Linked DNA regions of Mus musculus: regions 2 and 3 are each linked to region 1. The links are chromatin loops, found by intact Hi-C in ENCODE. Cell type or tissue: heart. All regions are shown on one strand.

Region 1 (5,000 bases):
CTCCTTTTAGAAAATGCACCACAGGCTCGCCTACAGAACAATCTGCAGGAACATTTTCTCACTTGAGTTTCTCTTGTTAGCTTGTGTCAAGTTGGAATAAAACTAGCCAGCACAGATAGGAACTCTTATTTCCCACTCCTCTTGTATCCTGTGGGAAGATTTTTTAAGACGGACTCCCCATTGGGCATGCTCAACTTGACTTTTTTCTCCCAGGCAGCCTTGCCCACAGGAAGCACAGTCTCTGCTTCTCTGGGTGAGCAAGTCATGTGGAGAGTAAGCATACACAGAATGCTCCAGACTGTTGATCTGATCATTTGTTTCCACTATGGGGCCCTGGAAAGTGCTCTCAATCTTAAGGTCAAGTTAAAGTATTCCAGTTATAAGACTTTGGGATGGCAAGGTGTCTCAGATGGTGTAGGCACTCTGATGACCCAAGTTTGATTCCCCAGGGCCCACATGTGGTGAAAGGAGCAAGCAAGTTCCTAAAAGTTGTCCTCTGATCTCCACAGGGGTGTGTGTGTGTGTGTGCAAACCTACACAAATGTGTGTGACCTACACAAATGTGTGTGTGCATGCACACCCAATACATAAAGTTTTAAAATAGACATTGAATAAAAATAAAAATGACCGTCTCAAGGAGAGTTGGCAAATCTGTTGCCTAGAGTAATATAATCCAAGAGTTCTGCATTCTTATAAATTTATATATAAAACTATTGCAACAGACTGCTTGCTACAGTTTCATTGGTCCACAGAACAGTTCGGAGATCAACTCATTATCCAACCTTTACATTATCCAGTGCAGTCAAGAACTGTAACGAGCAAGAAACACTCCAGCTGCAGGTGTTTAGCATTGCTGTGGCATCCTGACTGTGCAGGACCTGCTTTAAGAGACCAATGTGTCCTGAGTGACTACAGTGTCTATCTCTCCACAGGGTAAGGAATTGGTGGCCTCGGTCTTTGTGACATTTTAAATCCCTTTGTGGCACCACAAAGTGGATGAATTGAAGTAATGAAAGGAGGAACCAGCTAGATGGCTCAGTGGGTAGAGGTGTTGGCCGCCAACCCTGACAACTTGAGTTTCACGACTTGAGTTCAATTCCCAGGACCCGGTGGGAGAGAATGGACTCCTTCAAATTGTCCTCTGAACTCCACACATGACCCGCTGCCTGTGTACCCTCACCCATACACATGTAAATAACGTGTCATTTAAATTTTAAATAACAGAAGTGTGTTATTTCCCCCAAATAGAGGCTAAAAGTCCCCAGTGGCTGTGCACTCTGCAGCAGAAGCACCCTCCTTGCTCCCTTTAGCTCCTGGCATTACCCACAATCCCTGACTTCCGTGTGTATCTGTTTTCTCCCCCTGCAAGAACACTCGTCATTGGGTCCGATGCACCTGCCCTTGTCCATTGTAACCTCATTCCCCCTGATGAGATCTGCACAGCCCTAGCTTCTAAATTAGGGTACATTTAGAGGTTCTGTGTGGACATGAATTGGGAGCAGTGCACAACATTTAGGAAAAGAGAATCAGAAGGCCCAGGCATCGCCTGTGTGGGAGTGAGAAATTATGGTCTGGCTCAGGAAAGATGCCTAGAAAGTATGCAAGCTACTATTCACTTACATACTGCACCATCCATGCGAGAGGCAGTCGAATGTTAAAAACAGCAACGACACACATGCAAACGGACCCGTGTGTTCCACAGCCATGTCTGTCACAGACTCAGTCCTGTGTGTTATTGATGTACTGATATCACTGGACGCTTACCCTGTAGCGGGACTTTTCGTCACTGTCTGAGTATTAAGTCGTCTCACCTTCAAGTTATTTGTCTGTGGGTCCTCATTCACCTTAACTGTAGGATGCAAATATCTGTTCTTGTGTAACAGTCGTCCTCAGCCTGTGAGCTACGACCCTCTTGGGGGTCCAACTACCCTTTCACGGGGGTCACTAAGACCATCGGAAAACACAGGTATTTATATTACAATTCATAACAGCAGCAACGTTACAGTTATGAAGTGACAAAAAAAATAATTTTATGGTTGGGGGTCAGCACAACATGAGGGACTGTTTTAAAGGGTCACAGCGTTAGGAAGGGTGAGAACCATGGCTCTATACCAAGACTGTCGTGGGAATCCAGTTGGTTAACCTGCATGTAATAAGCATTTCAGACATAGACTTTTAAAGTCTTTGTTACAGACACTGACTCCGTTCTATGCATAAGGAAACAGGGACAGGGGAAAGCTAAATAAAGTGTCCAACGTTCAGAGCTAGCAGCTAGGGAAGCCTGCTGGGCTAGGATGGAAACAAGGAATAGGCCCATCAAAACACGGAGAGAGATCAAGCCGCTATTAGATGCTCTGGCCACCAGAGGGCAGGAGATGCATGTATTAGAAAGGCATAACCAGCCACAACTTTTTTTTTTTTTTTTTTTTTTTTGTCCGTTTTCTACATTAAAAACTGAAAGTTTTCCTGGGCATGGTGACACACACCTTTAATCCCAGCACTTCGGAAGTAGAGACATGCGGATTCCTGAGTTTCAGGCCAGCCTGGTCTACAGAGTGAAATCCGTGACAGCTAGGGCCACACAGAGAAACTCTATCTTGGGTTGAAGGGACGGGGACAGGGGTCCGAAAGCTTTACCTAACCCAGTGGTCCGTGCTGTATCACAACACTTGAGAGATGAAGGCAGCACAATGAGTCTATCCCCCACCACACAGTGAGTTCAAGGCCAGCTTTGACTATGTGAGATTCTGTCTTTAAAACCAAAAATCAGAAACCTGAAAGTTTTGTTGTAAACTTTATACCAATCATTAAAGAAGCTGGTTCAACGTTGTCTATAACCATAAAGATGAGGCACTTGCTGTGAGTATCTAATTCGATCACATCTGTACATGTCTAGAAAGCTGACCAGCAGATGAAATGCCAGCCAGCATTACATTCAATAGCAGCTCCACTAGGTGAACCCTGCCTGGGCTGAGCCCACTGTGCGCACGGGTGGTATTCACTGAGGAACGAGAAGCAGGGACCCTCCAGGTACAAGATGGTGCTGGTGTGGCCTGCAGCATTAGAGAGGGAAAGAGATTGGGGGTGGGGGGAGGACCTCAGAAAATACTGGAACAAAGGAATGCGGCTGAGCTTGGAAAGCCTTGTGGTGAGCTGTCCCTTGGGGTCAGCATAGAGGCCTGTTGTATAGCCTCCCTCATTGTAGACCATCCCGTGCCTTTGGAGAATATGAAGGGAAGGAAGAGAAATGGCCAATCCCTGTGCAATATCCCTACAAACCTGAGAACAGCGTTTAAACTATGAGCCCATGGCATACACTTCAGATTCAAACCATTGGGGCTGTACAGGGTGGGGCTTCTCTGGTGGAAGCCGGCCTTTAGGACTGGGTCTTAAAGGTTACACAGCTGCTGACTCGGGACCCTGGCTTTGTCTCACCACAATCTCTCTCCTCCGTAAGCGCCCCCATTCTGTCCCCAGTACGAAGGAGTGAAATCCCCAGAGGCAACGTTAATCTTTTCTCCCAGGATAGTTTCTTAACTGTCAACTTGACCCAAACAAGGATCACCCGTGGAAAGGATTCTTAATTAAAAACTTGTCCAAATTGGGTTGGGTGGTGGCATTGTCTTGTTAATTGGTGTGGGGACCTCTGTGCCACTGTGAGTGATGACACTCCTACTTGGGGGTTCTGGACCGTCTAAGAGAAGAAGGCAATCAAGTAGGCCTGTGTGCATTCATTGCTGTCTGCCCTCAACTGTGGATACGTGTGAGCAGGCTGTTATGTGTCACTCTCCAATGATGGGCTGTACACTGAAGGTAAGTGGGTGTATTAGTCAGGGTTCTCTAGAGTCACAGAACTCACGGATAGTCTCTAGTTAGTAAAGGAATCTATTGATAACTTACAGTCGGCAGCCCAATTCCTTACAATTGTTCAGTCGCAGCTGTGAATGGAAGTCCAAGGATCTAGCAGTTACTCAGTCTCACACGGCAAGCAGGCGAAGGAGCAAGAGCAAGAGCTAGACTCCCTTCTTCCAATGTCCTTATATTGTCTCCAGCAAAAGGTGTAGCCCAGATTAAAGGTGTGTTCCACCACACCTTTAATCCCAGATGAAAGGCATAGCCCAGATTAAAGGTGTGTTCCTTAACTCGGAGATTCAATCTTCTGGAATCCATAGCCACTGTGGCTCAAGATCTTCAAACCAAGATCCAGATAAGCATCTCCAAGCCTCCAGATAAGGGTCACTGGTGAGCCTTCCAATTCCGGATTGTAGTTCATTCCAAATATTGTCAAGTTGACAACCAGGAATAGCCACTACAATCCACCCCTTGTCAACTTGACACAAATAATATCTCATGTTCACATGAAACAATAACAAGGTTGTAAATACGCCTAACATGATATAACTATCCCTCGTACAATCGCAAACGCATTAGTAAATTTACAATGGGCATTCATATTACTTTATAATCCTCGTTTCTGCAACTGGTTACGTGGCCTTAATTGGTATTTATAACTACCTTCCTCTACTACCCATTCTGTATTTCCTTCACCTTCAGCCAGCACCTCAGCAGGTCTTGGCTCTTTTCCTGGAGGATTGACCCATACCTTCATTCCTGATGGGTGTGCGTCCTTTGTCATCCTGCTTGGATTAGGCTGTTGTAGTTTCCCATTGACTTTAATCACAGGACATGGTAGTACTAAGAGACGCCCTAAGGGATCTCCTGCACTCCAGACATAATCTTGCTTACCACCATTGTGAAGAGGTAATCCAATTTCCCCATGGTAATCTGGATCTATCACCCCTCCTAACACTGTTATTCCTTTTTTAGCCTGTTGGTTTAAGGGCATTAGAAGCCCAAAATGACCAGGGGGAAGTCTGAGCTTCCAGTTCAATGAAATGTTTGTTGTAGCTCCTGGTAGGAGCACTCCCCTCTCTGGAGCCAAAACTTCTAAGCCAGCAGAACCTAGAGTTATGGGGACAGGAAGCAAAAATTTTCCTAGA
Region 2 (5,000 bases), 180 kb after region 1:
CCAAGAATTTCATAAATTCATTGTTTTTAATAGCTGAGTAGTACTCCATTGTGTAAATGTACCACATTTTCTGTATCCATTCCTCTGTTGAGGGGCACCTGGGTTCTTTCCAGCTTCTGGCTATTATAAATAAGACTGCTATGAACATTGTGAAGCATGTGTCCTTCTTACCAGTTGGGGCATCTTCTGGATATATGCCCAGGAGAGGTATTGCTGGATCCTCCGGTAGTACTATGTCCAATTTTCTGAGGAACCGCCAGACTGATTTCCAGAGTGGTTGTACAAGCTTGCAATTCCACCAGCAATGGAGGAGTGTTCCTCTTTCTCCACATCCTCGCCAGCATCTGCTGTTACCTGAATTTTTGATCCTAGCCATTCTGACTGGTGTGAGGTGGAATCTCAGGGTTGTTTTGATTTGCATTTCCCTGATGATTAAGGATGTTGAACATTTTTTCAGGTGCTTCTCAGCCATTCGGTATTCCTCAGTGAGAATTCTTTGTTGGGACTGTCTTATCTTTCCCTCAAGCAGGCCTTACTCTTCGTACATGGGATATTTGTGGGATTTAACTCCTATGAACAACATGTGTATGGTAATGAGTCTCTTACAATTTCAGGTTGATAGATCCTCAGACTCAAGTGTCAAGGGCCTGTGTAAGTACCTGTTACATCTTAACGTTCATAATCACACCTCAGTTCTCCTCTGCCCCTGGAGACCGTCCTAGGCACAAGATAACTTTCCAAGTCCCATGACTATCCCATCCCCATATAGTACATCCTCAGCTTTGCCATAGAAAACAATGTTGTTGGTTTTTAAATTCCAGTTATGTAATTATTCATTCTGTCTCGTCCTGTCTTTCCCCTAAACTCTCTTCAAAAAGTTTGAGCTTACCAGTGTCACACAGTTTGCTGCTCATCAAGAAAACAAAAGACTGGTTGGCTTTGTCATCCGGGTGCCGGAGTCCACAGGAGAAGAGTCTCTGAGCACATACATTTTTGAAAGCAACTCAGAAGGAGAAAAGGTATTTGCCTGTACCTCAGTAAGGCTATTCTCCAAGGGCCTGGGGTTTTCACTGTCCATCCGAATACCTGGCTAATTGTTTATGCCTCCATCCAGACATTCAGACAATAATACCTTCTAAGAAGGCCTCACTGAAAGGGAACAACCCTAATAACTAGATAGAATTGTTTCGTATCATGAAATGTTAAAAAGCATTCTAATTTGTTCTTTTAAGGCCGTGGTTCTCAACCTTCCTAATGATTGCTATGGTGACTTTCAACCATGAAAGTACTTTCATTGCTACTTCCTAACTATCATTTTGCTGTTATGAACTGTAATGTAAATATCTGTTTCTGATGGTCTTAGGTGACCCCCTGTGAAAGGGTTATTAGTTAAGCTCCAAAGAGGTTGTGACCCACAGGTTGAGAACCAGTTTTAAAGAAATTAAAGCAAAGTAGAAAGAGAAATAGAAAAACAGTCTCAGAGGAAGCCAAGGAAAGAGCATCAAAAGTGTTCCTTTGTATGACAAGCACTGCCCTCAGCTGGTCCTTCAGATTCATCAAAACCAGCCCTGTCATTAAGTATTTGTTCATATATCACAGTGTATATGAACATGTGGGGGAAAGCGTCCCGCTAAGAACTGCAAACAGCAGGTTACTTGGGTCTTCCACTCCCTGGGATATTTCTGTTGTCATAACAGCGCCACTGAACGAGGCTCCTGCAGCAGACCCCGTCTTCCAGTCTAGGTGTGAGCAGACAGAGGGCTCACTGTGCTCCTTGGAACATACTGTTTTCTACAATTGTTTACCTCTTCCTATCTTGGCTAAACACTATTTTCTTGTCTTTCAGATATGCTATGCTATTAATTTGGGGAAAGAAATTATTGAGGTTCAAAAGGTAAGATGCATTTTAGGGCTGTTTCAGTAACCAAGACATTTGTAGACACAGTAATATTCAGAAAAAAAAAGCACCCTAAAACAAAAACAACCCTCCCAGCCCCACCCCCACCTCCCACCCCGTGCTATGGCCTGTGCTCTGGCTCAGGTGACTGTCTGGTAACGCCTTTCCTCTTAACAGCACTGTTGCAGCATCACTTTACTAATTCTCTCGCTTGTGTTCAAACTGGCTAGGGTTCTTCTCTTTCAAACTACGACACAATACTTACTTCATCTGCACTAGCACCCAGTCCCTAGAGGCTGGTGACAGGCAACAGCCCTGTCAACCACCAACCAGGCGCTTACTAGATATGAGCAGAGATGGAGACCTCTATGCTACTCAACAGTTTGCAGTCTTCCATTCACCTAAAAAGCCGTTAGGTGATTGATGTAAGCCTGGACAGCGGGAAGTGCTGCCGAGTAGACAGACAGCAGGCAAGGGTCTAGGTGAGAAGTGTGCACGCCTGCTTGTAGCAGTCTGCTGTGCAAGAACCACCGTGAGCAGGGCGAGGGCAGTAGAGTGCGCTCCTGCACAGCTTCTGCCTACTCCAAGTGGCTTTAACGATATACAAGGCAAGTTTTGTGAAGCTTTGTGTTGCCATGTGGACTCTGGAGGAGGCACGCATTGCCCAGAGGAAAGCCCCTGGGAATCTAGATGTAATCCTCGAGTCTTCAGATGACAGCACAGACTAGAGTTAGAAGGAATGGGACTACAGCTCACAGCACTGAAAGCCAAGCCAGAGGTTCAAGTGCATCTTAAGCTTTTTCTTTCTCCCCTCTCTCTTAAACTCTCTTAACTTCAGGATCCAGAAGCACTGGCTCGATTAATGCTGTCTGTACCACTAACCAATGATGGAAAGTATGTACTGTTAAACGATCAAGCAGATGACACTGGCGGAAGTCCAAGTGAAAACAGAGGCGCAGAATCTGAAGCATAACTCATTTGGGCATCGGGGGTCAGAGCACGTGGGAAGGAGAGCCACTCCTTAAGCAGTTTTCAACTTCTCTGCCGTACAGGCACAGTGACCTGAATTTAGAACACCGACAATCACGTGCGGAGTGTACCCTTGGATGCCCTGGCACAGAAACTTGGGAGGGAGACAATAAGAAATGGGTGAGAGCGTGCCTACACTCTACAAATGCTATTTTAGGTGCTTTGTGGTAAGTCTTTGCTTCAGACTGTTGGGTACCCAGAACGAGAGCTATAAAAATGCATTGTTCACTTTATTTGGATAGCAGCGCTTCAGTTCCTAGGATCCTTTTATAAATGGTAAAACCCTGGATTTACAATTTGTTAAATACTAAATAGTTCCTATTAATATGATCTATTTTTGTATTTTACTTAGTTTTAAGTGCCTGTCATTCTGAAGATTATATATTTATAACCCAATGGTCTCATGCCTGGACCTCATGGCACTGCTATGCAATTTGGTCTCAAACAGACAGCAAAGCCTTTACAACAGAACCTTTCTGAACCAGCTTTCATTCAAAAGCTTCAGGTCCTCTTAGATGCTTTCTCTGGCTACTCACTGTGAGCAAGGGACAGTTCTACTAGTTCCTGTTTCTTCTGAGCCAGACCTTCCTCAAAGGGACCAATTAATTTAAAACTCACTTGAAGCTCAGCTGGCTGTGGGGCTGTCTTTGAAGTTCTGGTTTCTACCTTGATGTTTCTGGTTCGTGGGGTCCTGGACCAATCTCCAACCCCTAATTATGAAGTAAAGGTCTTGAAATCATGCAGCATAAATTAATTGTAACCATCTTCAACAACCTGTCTTTGTAATAATTTAGCAATAAAAACTGTTTCATCTCAAACTGCTTATTGTGGTTAGTTTATAGACCACCCTTAGAAGGAAACTAAAGTCTTGGTATGTGGACCAGATTGGCCTTGCAGTCTTGCTTCTGAGTGCTAGAGGTACAGCTGTCATCAGGCCTGAGTATCAGTGACAGTGACATAGCTACATTTTCAACACTCAGCTGAAGGATGAGTCCAAGGCCAGCCTGGGCTAAACAACAAAATCTTGTCTTGAAAAACATAGGAGCTGGAAAGCTGGCTCTGTGGGTAACATGCTTGCTGTGTAAGTCAAAGGACCTTAGATGAGCTTGCTAGCCATCCAGTCTCAGTCCAGTTATCAACAACTGAGGAAGACACCCAACATCAACCTCTGGAAGCCAAGGCGCCCACACACTTACTCATGCATATGTCACAAAACAAGACACAAAAAATCCTTTACCACCCCAAACTAAGAGAACCACATAAGATCTGTTAGAAGGACCCACCCCTTTGATATATGCATTTAAACTTCTTGTTTACAGCTTTTCAGTGAGGGGTCAAATAGACAAAACTCAGTGATAACTCAGTTGAGAAGTAAAACACCAGAGCGGGGCTGTGGCTCAGAGACATGACCAAGTCCCCGAGTTCAATTCCTAGCACCATCCACAGCAATACCCACTACAGCACTACACGGACCGGTTAAAATAAAACAAGCCATGCAAGCCCTGAGGTAACCCTAAAAAGACTGTACTAAAACATCCAACGACAACCATGACAGAATGAAAACATAAACGGAGCAAAGACACAACCAAGGGCAGGACCAAGCACCTAAATATGGAGAAGACCGTTAAGATATAGAGTCATGAGAGTTACTGGGCTTGGAAACAAACATGCCCAGTCTCAACCAAGAAGGGAAAGCTGCACACACACAGTAGACGGCAGGCATAAAGCAGTGCATCTTACCCACGGGATCAGCTCCACGTGCGCTGTCCCAGCACCCGCCCCAAGACATGAATGAAAATGACGTCACTGTACCAGACAGAAGAAAACACTGGAGTGCATGTAACCAGTTATGAGAGAAGGAAAGCTTAGTTTCCTGCAGCCGTGAATCAACATGGAAGAACTTCAGAATACTCCATTTTTAAAGGCATAAAATCAGAATAGATCATTTCTATTAACTGAATTTTATTACTGGAGAAAACAACTGTTAGAAGCAGGAACTGATTGCCACCAGATCCCACAGGAGGTGGAGCAGCCTTAGGGACTTCTAAGGACTGAGTCTCACCCTACCTGTGGC
Region 3 (5,000 bases), 130 kb after region 1:
AGGGTTTGAGTCTGGTCTTGAAGAGTTGATTTTGGGCAGCAGAGAGTTTAGAAGATTGTATGAGGAAATTTTAGTTGAACAGAACTTGGAAGGTAAAGAAAGAATCCTGGTATGGGCACAATTTCACCTGAAAAGGGCAAATGAGAAGGGGATGGAGGATACTAGATGGAAGGCATAAATAGCTCACACCAGAACGAAGGGAATCATGCCATTGGAGTTGGCTTTCGGCGGTGTTTGGTGTTATGATCATAAAAAGGGAAAGAGCTGTAAGAATATGTTCTGGCGGGGTGTAAGGGGAGGAGGTGTCTCAGCGGGGCCCATGCGGAGGCATTCCCCTCCCCTGAGAGGCCAGCCACAGGATGGTATAGTACAGAATAGAGTTTATTCAGGGCATGGGGAGGGGAGTTAAGAGAGTAGTAGAGGCAGAGAAAGGCAGAGAGGAGAGAGCAGAGAAGTGGAGGTGGGCCATGACCATGTGGAGAGAGGGGGGAAGGGAAGGGGAGCAAGGGGGAAAGAGGTAAGAGAGACAAGAGAATAAGAGAGAGAGGAGGGGCCAAGCCACCCCTTTTATAGTGGGCCAAGCCTACCTGGCTGTTGCCAGGTAACTGTGGGGAGGAGCATATACCTGGTTGCTGCCAGGAACTGTGGGGGTGGAGTTTAGACAGAATACCAACATTTGGAGCACTGATTTTTTTTTGGGGGGGGGGCGGTTCTCTGTGTAGCCCTGGCTGTCCTGGAACTCACTCTGTAGACCAGGCTGGCCTCGAACTCAGAAATCCACCAGCCTCTGCCTCCCGAGTGCTGGGATTAAAGGTGTGTGCCACCACAGCCAGCTTGGAGCACATATTTTTGTTACTGAACCGGGTGGTGTCTTAGTTACCTTTACTACTGTGGTGATAAAATGCCCGGCAAAGCAACTCAAGGGAGAACAGGTTTGTTTTGGTTTGCAGTTTTAGGGTATGGTCCATCATGGCAGGAACTTGAAGGGGCTGGTTGTACTGCATCGACAGGCAGGAAGCAGGAAGCGAAGGAATGCTGGTATTCACTCTCATCCTCTTCCATAGTCCAGGACTCAAGCCTAGGGAGTAGTGCCATCCACTTTTGGGGTACATCTTCCCACCTCTAGTAACTTAATTCCTCACAGGTATGTATGCCAGGGGCTAACTTAATCTGAATAATTCTTCACTGGTGACCCTGATCCTACAGATTTCACAACCAACACTAACTGCTCAGGTAGTTCCCATAAGACATAGAATTTGTGCAGTATCATACTCTCCTGGTAATTTTGGTGACACCTCATTGGACAAATAGTACTGATTTTATGTGTCAATCCATTGAAACTCGTGCCTTTAATATACGTCAAATTCCACTTCTGACCTTCTACACAACCTTTTCTTCTTTCTCCAGCCTACGCTGTAGGGTCCTGAGTAAAGTATCTCATTCTCCAGTGTCCCTTCTTCTCACTTTTAAATGACATCACAGAACTACATAATCTATCCTTTCTAACCCCGAAAATTTCATTATGAAATTCTCCATAACGAAAAACCTTAAAAAACCAGGAAGATGAGACCTAATTATATGGCCCCAAATCATTTAGCAGTGATCTGAATATCACGGAAAACACACACACACACACACACACACACACACACACACGCACGCACGCACACACACACACACACACACACACACGTAATGTCTGTGCTCTGAACTGTTTGAGTGTGGGCCTGTCCTGGTATTTAAAAAAAAAAAAAAGAGGCCAGAGGCTGGTAAGATGGTTCAATAGTTAAGGGCACTTATCTCCAAGCCTGAGACCTGAGTTTAATATCCAGAATCCCCATGGTTGGAAGGAGAAAAGTCTTTCACAGTTTGTCTTCTGAACTTCACACACTAAATATAATTTGTCTTGTTGTATTTTTAAATGGTGTGTGCATTTCCTATGGGAGATACGTGCACATGAGTGTGCCCATGCATGTCCCTACGGGAAATAAGGTGCATGCCACAGCCTCCTACCAGGTGCTGAGAAGCAAACTCACATCTTCTGCAATGTCCTTTACACCATCTCTCCTGCTCTACCCAAGCCCATCTTCTAACCCAAATTAAAAAATAAAATAAGAAGACGCCAAGGCTGGGGGTGTGGCTACTTTGGTAGAGGGTTTGCCTAACTTGAAGGAAGCCCTGGGTTTGATCCCCAGCACTGCACAAAACTCCAGTTTGGTAGTCGAAGTCTGTTATCCCATCACGCTCTGAAAGTGGAGGCAAGAGGATCAGAAATTTAGAATCATCCTCAGTTACACAGCGAGTTAGATGACAGCCTGACTCCCTACCCCCGCCCCCCCCCCCACACACCCCAAAAAGAGGCCAGAGAACAACTGCAAAATCTGTTCACTCTTATCTCCTCCCACACAGAGAGAGCAATCTGCAGAACCGCAAGAAGATAAAAGCCTATCGTCCCACCCGGAGATGCGCCATGAGCACGGGGGAGGGCAGCCTCGAGCACCGGGGAGGGCAGCCTCCAGCCGGAACCTCCCGGTGCTGCTGCGCTGGCCGGAGGGGCCCGAAGCCCCGGGATCGGACGGAAGCGTGGTCGCCACACTTCCGGTGTCCTGTCCCGGACTGTCTACATGTCCGGCGCCTGCCACACTTCCTGTTGATCCCGGCAGCGGGGGGCCGGGCTGAGGGGCGGGCCGCGGAGAGTGGGCAGGCGCGGGCTCCGAGCTAAGTCTCAAGTCCCCGAGCGCCGAGTGTCCCCTCCTCGCATCCCGCGCTCCCTCGCCGCCGCGCCATGCCCGCCGTGGACAAGCTCCTGCTGGAGGAGGCGCTGCAGGACAGCCCCCAGGTACCCCCGGGAAGGCTGGGAGGGAGCCGCGGTGCCCCACCGGCGCTCGGGGAGGTCGGGCAGTCGTTGTCCCACAGTAGTAGCTCCCTAGCAGGGTAACAAGGTTTTCAAGCAGTGTCTCGTGCAGAAGAAGGCGACAGCACTATCCACACAGACGCTGCTGGTACTAACGAGTCCACGAGACCTAATGAATGCAGGGGCCGGAATAGGAAGCACAGAAAACCTGGATCCATCGCCAAGTCGACCCAGGGAAGAGAAAATTCCAACATTTGCCCCATTTGTGCCACAGGGTGGTGGTGATGGGGCTTCATTAATATAGTGGAGATGTGAATCAAGCCCTTTGAGCTTGAGATAGTGCATAGTGACAGTAGTTCAGAAGTCACAGGACTTTCCCCAGGGATCTTCTATTCCCTTTCCTGGTATGGCATCCCTAGCTTATTTAAATAAATACCTTCATCCTCTAGTATCTCCGGTCCTGAAAAAACTAGAAAGGCTCAAGCTGTTCTTCACAGTCTCTCCTCTTCTTTCGGGTTTCTTCCTTGGCTCCCAAAGTAACTTGTACCTCCCAGATGGAAGTTTGATGAGTTTACCTACATTTCCCCCATCTCTCCCTTGCAGAATAAATCAAAAGGGCTATCGGTGTGTGCCTGTCTTAGGCTCAGTTCTGAATGATTGTCCCCATGTAGAGGAGCAAGGATATGTAAGCAAGCTGTGATAATTAGTATTCCCATTACTTGGGATTTTGTTTTTTGTTGTGTTTTGTTTTGATACAAGGTCTTACTATGTAGCCATAACTGGACTGAAAACTTGCCCTGTAGACCACGCTAGCCTTGAACTTACATCTTGGGTGCTGGGATTACAGATGTGTTGTTATGCTCAGCCTGTTTTGTTTGTTTGTTTGTTTGTTTTGTTTTTTAACTGATTCAACTTTTTAAACAGACTGGCATGTATTGTGCTAATTCTTCGCAGGCTTCCTTATACAGCTCTGGATGTCAGGTGTTTGCTTTGGACCCCAGCCTTTGTTGGAAAGCATTTCAGCCTTCCTCCCCTGTCGTTAGGATCTGAACATAAGCGTGTGGAAATCATAACCACCGTGGTTGTGAATAGGGCTTTCCATTTGCTTTGTACTTGGTGACACGGAAGGTCAAAGACAGACCGTTTCCCTAACCAGTCGTGATGGTGGCAGAGCCAGGCACACAGACATCGCACAGTCTGGAGTTTTGAGGCCTCTAATGGGTGCGCACCATTTCTGAATGGCATAAATGAGTCTGAGACCTGGGCTGCAGTTCTGCTTCTAATTGTCCGGTGTTCTCATCTGCAGAAACTCCACAGAAAACAAGGAACATGGGGCAGATGGTCTTGAAATCGGCGGAATAGTCTAAAATTATATCTCGTCTGTATGGTTTACAATTTTGAGCTTGTGTGTGTGGGGGGGGGGGCGGAAGATGTTTAGAGTCATTGTTACTCCTACCTGACATTCTTTTTAATTTTAAAAAATATTTTTGTCCACAGTAAAGGTTTATTCTTAGACAGTTGGCGTCCCTGCAAAGTGGTAAAGCCCTTACTTAATTCAGACAATTGTCTTGTTGCCTTTCTCGTAAGGAATATTTTTAAGTACTTTTTATTCTTCAATAATTTCCTATACTTATACAGCGTATTAATATCAGATCACCTCCCCATCTTCTCTTTCCAGACACCCCAAAACATGTTCCCCACCCATTTTCCTGTCCTCTTCCCCCCTCAATAACACACAATCTAATTAGTGCTCTCTTCCTATGCATGGGTGTGGGGCCATCCAGTGGAGCCAGGGCAACCTCCCAACAGCCACACCCCCAAAGCAAACTGGCCATCCCTTCCCAGGAGCCACCAACAGCCTGTAGCTTCTCACTAAGGGTAGGGCTCTGGGGCCTCCATCCCAGGCTGCAATGCTGACTGGCATTACCTCATTTACGTGACCGAATTGCTGTGAGTCCACGAGTGGAAGTCACTGGTCCAGTAACAGTATTTCACAATACTCTGCCTCATTCTCTCATCTCCTCTTCTGTGACATTTCCTGACTCTGATACAGATGTGTGCGGATGTGGGCGTGCGGATGTGGAGGTCAGAGGACAGTTTGTGGAAGTCAATTCTCTTAATTACACCATGCAGGTTCCAGGGATTG

Evidence for each region. A loop is a pair of places that touch in the nucleus more often than their neighbours do. Peaks named below come from ENCODE experiments on the same cell type or tissue, not always from the same donor. Only the 100,000 strongest peaks of a DNase experiment are listed, where the experiment ranks them.
Region 2: a loop joins it to region 1, with 2.6 times the contacts of the local background. A loop is called at or near these places in 6 of 42 quality-filtered maps.
Region 3: a loop joins it to region 1, with 2.1 times the contacts of the local background. A loop is called at or near these places in 5 of 42 quality-filtered maps.

The regions. Positions count from the first base shown.
Region 1 is chr10:83,774,019-83,779,018 of GRCm38, reverse strand. No RefSeq gene overlaps it. Among named protein-coding and RNA genes, the nearest start is that of 1500009L16Rik, 54 kb to the right of the region's middle. In heart, a CTCF peak has its summit at 2,352 (motif pointing right); no DNase peak of the experiment used is centred here.
Region 2 is chr10:83,598,777-83,603,776 of GRCm38, reverse strand. Appl2 (adaptor protein, phosphotyrosine interaction, PH domain and leucine zipper containing 2) reads left to right here. Exons shown (of 21, transcript NM_145220.2): 18 at 615-651; 19 at 879-1,019; 20 at 1,847-1,894; 21 at 2,736-3,744. The coding sequence ends at 2,870. Among named protein-coding and RNA genes, the nearest start is that of Appl2, 47 kb to the left of the region's middle. In heart, no CTCF peak of the experiment used is centred here; a DNase peak (open chromatin) is centred at 2,826.
Region 3 is chr10:83,646,367-83,651,366 of GRCm38, reverse strand. Appl2 (adaptor protein, phosphotyrosine interaction, PH domain and leucine zipper containing 2) reads left to right here and starts at 2,703. Exons shown (of 21, transcript NM_145220.2): 1 at 2,703-2,839. The coding sequence starts at 2,786. In heart, CTCF peaks have their summits at 2,555 and 2,818; DNase peaks (open chromatin) are centred at 2,636 and 4,776; H3K4me3 peaks cover 2,166 bases; H3K27ac peaks cover 2,411 bases.